Regions from separate parts of the Homo sapiens genome. Here region 2 is linked to region 1. Evidence: read pairs that join two places in POLR2A ChIA-PET (ENCODE). Cell type or tissue: MCF 10A. All regions are shown on one strand. Each heading gives the region's core, and the rest is flanking DNA. Links, peaks and the distances in the headings are about the cores only.

What was found. Peaks named below come from ENCODE experiments on the same cell type or tissue, not always from the same donor. Only the 100,000 strongest peaks of a DNase experiment are listed, where the experiment ranks them.
Region 2: POLR2A ChIA-PET joins it to region 1 with 5 read pairs; 2 of 35 experiments call an interaction of 5 or more read pairs at or near these places.

What each region holds. Positions count from the first base shown.
Region 1 is chr5:36,456,196-36,462,398 of GRCh38, forward strand. No RefSeq gene overlaps it. Among named protein-coding and RNA genes, the nearest start is that of SLC1A3, 150 kb to the right of the region's middle. In MCF 10A, for the core only: a CTCF peak has its summit at 3,599; no DNase peak of the experiment used is centred there.
Region 2 is chr5:36,655,859-36,660,858 of GRCh38, forward strand. All of the region lies in intron 3 of SLC1A3 (solute carrier family 1 member 3), which reads left to right. Among named protein-coding and RNA genes, the nearest start is that of SLC1A3, 52 kb to the left of the region's middle. In MCF 10A, for the core only: no CTCF peak of the experiment used is centred there; a DNase peak (open chromatin) is centred at 1,883.

The DNA of each region.
Region 1 (6,203 bases), core at 747-5,746:
CAGACTACATGCAATATCATTTTTATGATGTTCAAAATAACTAAGCACTCTACTGCCTAGGAATACATACATATATGATAAATTCATTTTAAAAATCAAGAGAATTAAAAGCATAAAATTTGGGATAGTAATTCTTCATGCAGAGGGGATAAGGAAATGATGTGGTAAAGGAAAACAAGTAGATGTAAATAAAACAAATAATATAAGAAATGGTGGTCAAATATTGGGATTCTTGAAGTTGAGATTCTGGAGTGGGTAAGATTACTGATAAAAACAGGGCCCAGGAGGCATGAACATAGGAGTGAGTGACTGAGGTAGAATGGAGGATGAGATGTTGGAGGAGGGGAGGCTGAGAAACTGAAAGCTCAGTGTATGGGAAGACTTATTTGTGTGGATATTGAAATCACCAAAAATACAATGGGTGTAGTGATAGAAAAATGACGGTGATCCAGGAGGGAAGGGAAGTGATGTTAGAGCCAGCAGATGGTTGCCAAAAGGAAGGAAGGTGGCAGACAACATAGTCCCATGTTGAAACTGGGTGTTTTTATGGAGGATATGGGACAATGGCTTGGGAGCAGCACTGAGATGCAAGGAAGACACTCATCCTATTCCAGGCCCTGTGGCGCCAGGCACGTGGCTGAAAAACCAGTGACCTGTATAGAGGGCTGCAGGGGAGCAGTGTCTTGAGGGAGGAGCCAGTTAGAACAAGGACATGAAATAGGTATTTTAGAAATGAGAGGCCGGTCATGGTGGCTCATGCCTGTAATCCCAACACTTTGGGAGGCCGAGGCAGGCAGATCACCTGAGGTCAGGAGTTCAAGACCAGCCTGGCCAACATGGTGAAACCCCATCTCTACAAAAATACAAAAATTAGCTGGGCATGATGGCGGGTGCCTGTAGTCCCGGCTACTCAGGAGGCTGAGGCAGGAGAATCGCTTGAACCCGGGAGGCAGGCAGAGGTTGCAGTGAGCCTAGATTGTGCCACTGCACCCCAGCCTAGGAGACAGAGGAGACTCCATCTCCAAAAAAAAAAAAGAAAGAAAAAAAGAATGGAGATGGTTTCATGTCTATACATTGAATTCCAGAGGTACAAGGGAAGAGTTTTGAAGGCTGCAGAGGGATGAGATATGGCGTCAATAAAGCAGATATACATATCTATTAGAAAGGAGCATCTCGGGGGTGAGGAATGACCAGGGAGTCCAGGGCTTCAAGTGGTAATTGGCTTACACAGAGCTGAAGGCTGTAATGAGATTAGTCCAGAGGATCTCAAGGAAAATAATGCCATGGAGACTGTGGGCATTAATGGATAGGGATGAGCAGCGGTCCTGCAAGAAAGAAGCAAGAAAGTCTGGGAGTTTCTTCAGCATTGCAATGGAGGCAGGAAGACTGGGGGAGGGGCACTCAATTGGTCCCTGTGCTATCCTACTCTAACCTCCTACTGAAAGACTGACATCCAAAGGAATGTAAAATGGCTTCGTTCCAATTTCATTCCTGTATATTGACCACTTCCCTCCTGCATTCTTTTCCAGAACCTTGGCCAAAACCATTCAGAGCCAGCCAGCTGTTACATAATATTCACCATTTGTTTTATTTGTCATTACCCATCAGAACCATTGGAATGATACCCACTGGCCAAAGACCCTTGGGCCCATATTCAAAACCAAAAAACTCAAGAATGAAATAACTGGAAGACCACTGATCTGGGAGCTATTCCTTAGGGTAGGGAGTGCATCCTGTGGAACAAGGAAAGCAGCTGGGAAAAGGAATTACTCTACTCAGGCATGGATTCAGGCTGAGGCTCCAGGGTTAAGGAGCCACTACAGAGTCAGTCAAATCCCTTTGGCTGTTTCCAACATTTCTCATGAGGCGTTTTGCACAAAGACTGTGGTCTTGGCAGGCCACTCACCCCTGAAGGGCTCAGAGTAATAGGATAATTCAGTAGTATGTGGTTACAAGGTGCCACAACCCTCCTGGATAGCTGACATTTTCAAGAGCAATAAAAATACCTGGACAAAGGTTAGAAAGTTCAACAACATAACTCTAGAAAGTTCAACAACATAACTCTAATCACTATCATCAAAAATAACCACTATTAATCATACGTGTGACTTCTTCTGGAAAGAGTAAAATTTTTGGCTATACAGTGATGTAAACTTAAAATCTGACCATCACCCCTATTTTAATTCAACTCAACAAATGCAAACAAATATTTCTTTAGTGCTTATTATATACAAGGGCCTGTACTACGTATTGTGTGAGACAGGAAAAAATGGCAATGCTTTTTTTTTCCATCAAGAATCTTACAAGAGAGATGAATGAGTAGTGAGTTATCTATATTACAAGGAAAAGGCTGGGTGCAGTGGCTCATGCCTGTAATCCCAGCACTTTGGGAGGCTGAGGTGGGCGGATCGCTTGAGGTCAGGAGTTCGAGACTAGCCTGGCCAACATGGTCAAACCCTGTGTCTACTAAAAGTGCAAAAATTAGCCAGGCATGGCAGTGTGCACTTGTAGTCCCAGCTACTCAGGAGGCTGAGGCAGGAGAATCACGTGAACCCAGGAGGTGGAGGTTGCAGTGAGCCGAGATAATGCCACTGCACTCCAACCTGGGTGAAACAGACAGACTCCGTTTCAAAAAAAAAAAAAAAAAAAAGAAAGAGAGAGAGGAAGAGAGTTGTCTACTCAGGATTCAGCCAGATGCTGACTCTGGAACAAAAGTTCAAGTGCAAGTAGTTGGGACAGGAAGGAGACATTGACAGAGGACTGAGACAGGAAGGGAAGAGAGCCAATAAAGGAGTTATCAAGCCAGTTGCCAGTGTAGGTGTCTGAGCTTATTCCCACTAGGGAAATGCTGGGGGGTATTACTGAACACATGCTTCAGGGCTATCCCACCCTAGTGCAACGTAGCTGAGGTATTTATCCAGCATCTCCTAGTCATTGGTTGAGGGCAGCTCCTGGCTTGTGTCAATTCCCCCATACTTTCAGCCTACAGCACTGGCAAATGTAATGAAGCTAAATGGCCAGAAAAAGCCCTCAGGCAAGAAAAAAAAGTACTGCCATGGCAGTTGGAAATCATGAACTGAAATAAGGATGAGGAGATATGGGAGAGGTATGAATCACATCTGTTACAATTGTAACTCGGCAGAAAGGTGAATACCTGAGGGACAACACAAAGAGCTCTTAAGTCTTGCTGTTATAGAGACTTTACAATTCAGGAAATTTTTTTGACTCGACCCCAGTGTAATGAACATTTATCATTCTTACCTGGCATCTCTGCTATTTGAATGCCTTTCCTGTTTAGAGGGACTTTCCCACTTTAGAGTTATGTGTCTCCTTAAGACAGAAACAAAAACCTCTTTTCCCAGCTTCCCTTGTAGCTGCAGAGTAGGCATGTGACCTAGGCTCTGCCAGTCAGATGTACCCATGCAAGACTTCCCTCAGAGGCTCATAATGTAGATGAAGCACCGATCTGGTTAGTCCTGATGAGGGTGGTAGCAGAGATACCAAGCTTCCAATACAGCAGCTGGAAATGGTCTAGCACCTCCTAGTGTCAGAGGTGAAAACTGTGTTATTTGCGTCCAGGCACCAGGAGTGCTATCTACACTGGACCAGTCCTGCAAAGTAGCCTTTAAGTTAAAAAAAAAAAAAGTTTCTGTGAAATACCTAATATCCTTTATAAATTACTTATCTAATGAAACAGACTAGCATGTGGTGTTTGCAGCAAGGAAGCTTGATGATATTTAAAAAGGAAAAAAAAGATTTGTATAAGCAGAGAATTTGGGGAAAGGAATTGCAAGGTCAGGAAACAGCACGAGGACAGGTATGAATGTGTGAAGATCCAGAGTGTGTAGAGATATTTGCTGATTGGTGTGGCTGAGGAAGAAAGGAACTCAGAACTAAGTGTTAGATGGTTGTATGGTTCATTAGGGATCCTGGCAGAGAGCAGCATTGTGAAACTGAAACCATACTTTGAGAAACAGAGGCTTATATCCAAACTGGACACTAACTGTGATGAGAAAGAGCAAAGTGGTTGGAGTGGATTTTGTGGCTTCACAGCAAGTGTGGTTGTTAAACAAAGGTAATGCAATAATCAGCTAGACAAGGCAAAAGGGGGAAGGTCAGAGTGGCGCTGTGGAAAAGGATTGGGCTTCATTATGCTTCAGATCTCGGTTTGAATTCTGTGGCCACGTATTACCATAACATCTTGAATACTTCATTTAATCTTCTTGATCCTCAGTTTTCTTATCTTTAAAAACATAACTAACAAAACCTAATGTCCTACCATAATTAGCTTAAGACATGTAATCCAACAGAGCAGATTCATCGATCTTTGCAAAGACCACACAGCAGAAAGACGTCTCATCAAATGAGAAAAAAAGATAGATTTTTAAACAGGGTTTTGGGGAAGGGTAGAGTTAAGTAAAATTTATCTGAGTAATATTTTGATAAACTCAAAGAAGTCAACATCAAGTCTGGACTGCAAAGAAAACCAAGGGTTCTGTTTGCTAAGAAACTACAAAGTTAAGATGAATGTGAAATGCTGCATTCAAACATTTTATCTGCCAAACATCTGAGTAGACAATAAAGGCCACTGCCCTGTGCCAAAGTGACTTGAATCCTCCAAGCAAGAGTGAGATATTTTATTCCTACTACCAAAAAAAAAAAAAAAAAAAAAAAAGCCGGGCACGGTGGCTCAGGCCTTATATCCCAGCACTTTGGGAGGCCAAGGCGGGTGGATCACCTGAGATGAGGAGTTTGAGACCAGCCTGGCCAACATGGTGAAGACCCATCTCTACTAAAAATACAAAATTAGCTGGGCATGGTGGTGCGTGCCTATAATCCCAGCTACTTGGGAGGCTGAGATAGGAGAATCACTTGAACGGGGGAGGCAGAGATTGCCTTGAGCTGAGATTGTGCCATTGCACTCCAGCCTAGGCACCAAAAGTGAAACTCCATCTCAAAAAAAAAAAAAAAAAAAAAAAACTTTAAGCCAATTAAATTTAACAGTTTAATTGAGCAAACAACAATCTGTTAATCGGGCAGAACCAGAATATGTTCTGAACTACTTTGGGGCTGCCACATGATTCAATAATTTACAGACATTTGATATGATAATGGCTTTGTAGTAGCATTTAAGACTTTGTAGATCATATATTTGAACAGTGGAACACACAAATAAGAAAAGAAATATTTGGTCAGAGTTTGTAGTATACTTAATCAAGAGACCAAGATTAACATCATAACATATGATGTTATGTTAACATCATATAGAATCAATGTAACAATGTGTGTCATACAAAGTTTGTCATGAGGATTTTTGGCATTATGTGAATATTTACTTTCAAATATAATTAAGTATTCTAGCTGTAACTGAGTAAAACACTCCTTGTGTGCTTTACATATTGAAATTCTACCAGCCAGTTAGGGTTTTAATGTACATGTATTTTTCTGACACTAAAATGTAACAATAATTAATGTGATTACATGAATGCATAAAACAATTCACCAAGCTATACACTGATGATTAATATACTTTATACTTGCTGAACCTCAATTTAAAAGTTTTTTTAAAGAAAAAAAGAAAACATCCCTGAAGATAAATTTCTTGCCCAAGATTATACAGCATTTTATTGCAAGAAAATGCAACAAAAATTACTGTTTGACTAATTATTAAAATGTACTTACTTTTTAAAGTACTTATCTTTTTAACTATTTGTGTACATGAAAGTAATAACATCAACAGTCAAGAAATTTCCAAAATAAATAAATAAGGAAATTTGTAGGACATTCACATTTTAAGAGACAGTATGATAGGACAACCTGGGTTCAAAGACAGCATGATAGCCTAAGTCTTTGAACCCAGGTTGTCCAACTCCACCTCCTGCATGATCAATCCCTAAGGTATATTACATGAATACAAAATATATAGTTGCCTGTGAATATTTTACATATAGTCAGCCTTCTGGAAAAGTTGACTTCCCAGTCTAATGGATATAAGATGATAGCCCAAATTCATTAGAAGGGCTAAAAAACCAAAATGAGATATTGCATTAAATGAAGAAAATCTGAAAAAGAAGCTTGACATTTCTCAAGGTTTTTATGATCCTCGAAAGAAGAGATAACTGAGAGGAAAGATGAGTGCCCTTAAATATTTGAAGGTTCTCCAAATGTCAGATCAGAAAATATTACACCCCAGCCTGCAGCTG
Region 2 (5,000 bases), core at 1-5,000, 200 kb after region 1:
GAATTATGTTCACTACAATCAAGTTTCCATTGCATTAAGATGAGTGCAAGTTAGAGGAAACACATCACAGGGTTTACTTAGCCTGGAACAGAGCTGGACGCATGATTGCTCCTCAGTAATCAGATAAATAAGATGTGATTTACATCAGAAGCTGTAAATGACTGAGAACATTGGTGTTGCAGTAAAGATTATACTTATTCTACCTTAAAGTACTAAAATCCTAATCTTGATTAAAGGTTAATTCTATAATTGGTCAGTGACTTTTTAATTTTACCTGCCATAATAATTGCTAGCAACTACTGGGTAAAAAAAATATGCTGGTTATTAAACATATGTACTTGTTATTCCTTCTGAAAGGTCATTGTTATTATTCCCATTTTATAGATCAAGAAACTAGGTCTCAGAGAGGTTGCATAATGTCTCAGGGTCTCCCTGCTAGCAAGGGGCTGAGCTTGAATTCAAACTCAAATCTACGTGTCACTAAAGCCCCCTCTCTCTAGAGCCATGTAACCCCTGATGTGGTATGTGGCCTCTAGATTAGTACTGGATCAGTTTATAATTTTAAAGTGCATTTGTTCCCTTAAGTCTTTTCTCCACATGAGCTAAATATTTTTCATAATTTTTCTGTACTCGTGTACTTAGCCCTTTACATCATGTGTGGTTGAACATTCTATTATTTGGTGAGACTATGACTGTCTAATTGGTCAGTGAGAATCTGACTTGTCTAGCAACAAAAGAACTCCTTGAGAAGAGGAGCTACTATTTGTACATTTGCATTGCAGCCCTGGTTGCAGTGATGAACTCTTGCTATAGTATGTTACAAAATTATGTCATTGATTTGTAGATTGAGTATAGTTGCTTAATTATTCTCACCTGCTGAATTTGCAGAATTTGTCATTCATCATTCATTCAACAAAGCTATACTGAGTTCCTGCAGTGTTAGTCACTGGGCATATAGTAATCAATGTAAACCATCGTGTATTACTATACTTCAAGGGCTGTGACCTGGAAAATCACTGATATGTTATTCCAGAATGAATAAAAGTGAAGTTGAACTTAAGGCATATACTTTAAAAGAATGGACTTTTTAATAATCATTGTAGCACAACCAGAAATTTTTGCTAATGAATTATCCAATTAACTTTTCTGAAGCCTAAAATAATTATGCTGTTATTTCTTTTGCATATGAATAACTTCTGTTTGTATTGATCCTTGATGCATTTACATCTCTGCCCAAATGATATGACATTCCTATCTAGAGGGGAAGGATATTTATTAGCTTATACTTCTCTAGATTGATACTACTGATTCTTTTAGGAAAACAGTAATTCCTGAAGTTACAAAGTCAGGCTAACAGTATTCCCACAAAACATCTTGTAATAGCTTCATGTGCTATAGGGAATTTTTTTGTTTAAAAAGTGCTCCCTTTCTATAATCACTTTTTGGTTGTGGAATTCCTGAAACAATTTGTTTTGGTTATTCTGAAAAATTCTGAATCTTCCCTAATACCTTTAGTAATAAAATAGGACCTGATAAAAATCACGAAGTGTCTTTGAATCTGGCTGAATATCTAGACTTAATGAGTGTTTAAGGCTCCATGTCAACCTGCAAAGATACCTGGTGAAGCACCCTTATGTACTTTTCTAAAAAAACCCTGCCCTGTTCCATACTTTAATCAACGACTCAACAACATAGAAGTCATCTACATAGTGTTTTCATACGACATAAGCCCAAAAAGGATGGCTTCCACTGCATATGCCTGTGATCATGATTCATAATGATTTCAATAGGCTGCAATGCTGGATGGAAACCAACATGATGAAGTTGAGCAAGGAATAAGTGTACATTTCTGCTTTTAGATTCAAAAGGCAATTGCGCAATTACAGGATGGGGAACAACTGAGCTTGGCAGCAGTTCATGTGACTAAAGGCTTAATGTGAACCAACAGTAGGAAGTGGTGGCTAAAAAAGAATGAATGTAGCCGTGTGCTTCCTCAGTAGAAATATTAATAGTCACTGTACTCTGCGCTGACCGCACTGCATTGGGAATAATTTGTTTGGTTCTGAGCACATTCAGGAGAGGCTTTGACAAAGCAGAGTAGCTACTAAGAGGGTGTTGAATCCAATCCAAGACACATTTATTAGACTCCTGTTTTGGGCAGGCAATGTGCTAACCAGGGCAGGCAATAAAGACACAAAGAGACTTTGCCAGTCTCTAGGCTCAAGGAGTTGAAAATTTAAATAGAGAGTCAGACAGGTACACGCATGACTATAAAACAAAGCGCCCCACGAAACCAAGAAGCACAAAGAAAGGGTTGTGGGAATTCAGGGGCTGGGCTAGTGGTCAGATTTCCACAGGAAATGAGGACGAGAGCAGAAGAAGCCTTAAGAGCAAAGAGACAGAGACAGGAAAACCCAAGGCATGTCTAGGGAATGCTGAGAAGTCTGGGTTGCCTGGCAGAATAGGGTAGGCCTGCGTAGGAAATGAAGCTGAAAAAAGAAGGTTTGGGCCAGAGCGTGAGGACATTGACTGGTAGGCAGTGGGAGGCATTACAGGTTGGTGAGCATCTGAAAAAAAATAATGATATATGAGGATCTGTTGGAGAAATGATGCATATTGAGTCTATAGAAAAGAAGACCGAAGTCCCCTGGTAAACGTATCTCAGACTTGCTTTGGGTTCCTCCAGAAGCAAAAATTTATCTCAAAGGGAAAGGGTTAAAAGGAATGAGATTTTAGATTTCTAAGCAGTTTTTTTTGTTTGTTTGTTTAATCAAAGCTGCCCATGGTGAAGACTTACCTTAGAAGATTGTGAGCACCATTGTGGTGGGACTCAGAGAAAGTTTGGTAACTGACACTCTAAACAGAGTTGGGGGAGAAATGCTGCAGCTTCACCAACTGGCCTGGGCATTCTAGGGATTACCCATGGCCTTTGCAATGTGTAATTATCCATGGTTGAGGTTTTTTTCTTTCTTCTTTGACTTAAGACATCCATTAGTATGTCATTTTCTGAATAAAGCCACTATGTTATGACTCTCCAGTTCAATGAGAGATGTCAAACTAACTCCAGTGCAGGTCCCAGGGCTGTGACAGTAGCCACTCACCATGACTGTGGCACTTTACAACCTACCCATTTTTTTTTTTACTGTGATATATGGCTTCCTTTCAAACATGACTTTAAGCAGATTACTATCACAATTCCACATTGGATAGATCAAATGCACATCAATGATTGATACCAGTCTAGTGTGAAGAAGAATTTATTTTACAGAAAATCTCCAAGACAGTAGGCATAATGATCAAACAGTGGGCACTGGAGTTGGAGAGACTTCAGATGCCAGCAATGCCACTTATTAGCTGTGTGATCCTGAGTGAGGGACTTAACCTCCCTGTTTCCTAATCCATAAATGCAGAGTGACCATTGTTAGCCTCCACCTTGAAGGGTTGTTAGGAGGATAAAGGAGGTGAAGCACTCAGCACAGTGCCTGGCAGTAGGCTCTAATTTGACTGAGTTCTTATGGTTTACAATGGTGTTCCAAGGAGCCCTTCAGAGCTAAAAATCCTTTTTTAAAAGCAAAAATAAAAACATCACTGTCATCATGCCACATATTATTAAGGCATCACGTATGTTAATTTATTGAATTCTCAAAAACATCCATTTGCCAAGAGAGTGAGGGATTACATACCTTGACCAGTCACAAGCTGATAAGTGGGGGGAGCCAGGATTCAAGCCAAGCAGCCCTGGAGTTCATGTTGATGACAACCATTTCCTTCCAGTTCGTACCAACACGTTTCTGTTTTCCTCCAATTCCATTCCAAATCACCCCGCTAGATAATTTGATGTGTTTTATTTGTTTAGGCCAGTTTCACAATATTTTTTTAAGTCCTGTTGACTGTAATAAATACATCAAAGGCTTAATGTTTATGTCCTTTGCCAGAGTATCAAGAAGGTCCTTAATAAATGTTGAAAGAGTGCACGAATAAGTGAAAAATTTTAATTGTAGGAGTAATTTATAGTCACTTTTAGAAGAAGCATGTTATCCTGAATGTAACTTCACTACCTTACCAATTCATTCCATTATTTGTGATGAGCCATAGTCCTTTGAATCCTTCATTTAAAAATCATTGTTTTGTACCTGGCTTCTCTTTACCTTATGTATAGTTCTTCTATTCCATACTTCTCTTTAACAACAATGTCCCCAGTTCTATCACTCGCTGTCTTTTTAAATCATTTAGTGTGACTATATTTTACTCAAATATATCCATCTACCAATTGTGTTTGTTCCAAACCCTGGTGACTGTATCTTCATCACTCACTCTATTCCTAAATTCCAGATTAAAGAATTATTTTACCAACCCGTCTCATGCAACTCAAGTCAACCAAATGTTACTTCCACATCCTTTCTCTATACGCCTTCCTAGACCCCTGAAATCTATTCAGGATAAGTGAAGTTTGCTATAAGGGACTGTCCACAATTTTCTTGTATAATTTTTGGGATTCCTAAATACTCCTTGAAAAAAAACATTGGAATATGAAGCTGAGAAGAAACTATGCACGTAAGTATTACAAAACTAAAGTAGAATGTGCAGAAACAACTCCCTCCTAGAGAAGGAAGAAAGCTACAAAAGTGTTATGCCACTACTTGTGGAATATATCAGCAATTATTCAATTCCATTGCTGCCCTTGGACCTGGGGGCAAAAATGTAGCTTTTCCTGTTCCAAGGGAAGAATGTTCTGTTACAATGGTAACCAGAAACAGGGAAGCCGACCAATTCTAGAGTTTACTCCGACAGTGTTTTCACTCTATGCAGTAACACTGCTTTATTGTTTGGCTCTGGTAGCTGAGAGAACAATCTCCCACTCCCTAGGTGAGACTATTCTTTTATAGGAACTATTCTTTTAGATAAAACAACCAATGAGCTTTTAAATGCTGAGAAAACTAATCAGAACTGAAAGGGGGTGCCGTTGGCCACAGCTCAAGAAATATGCTGACTAAGATAAA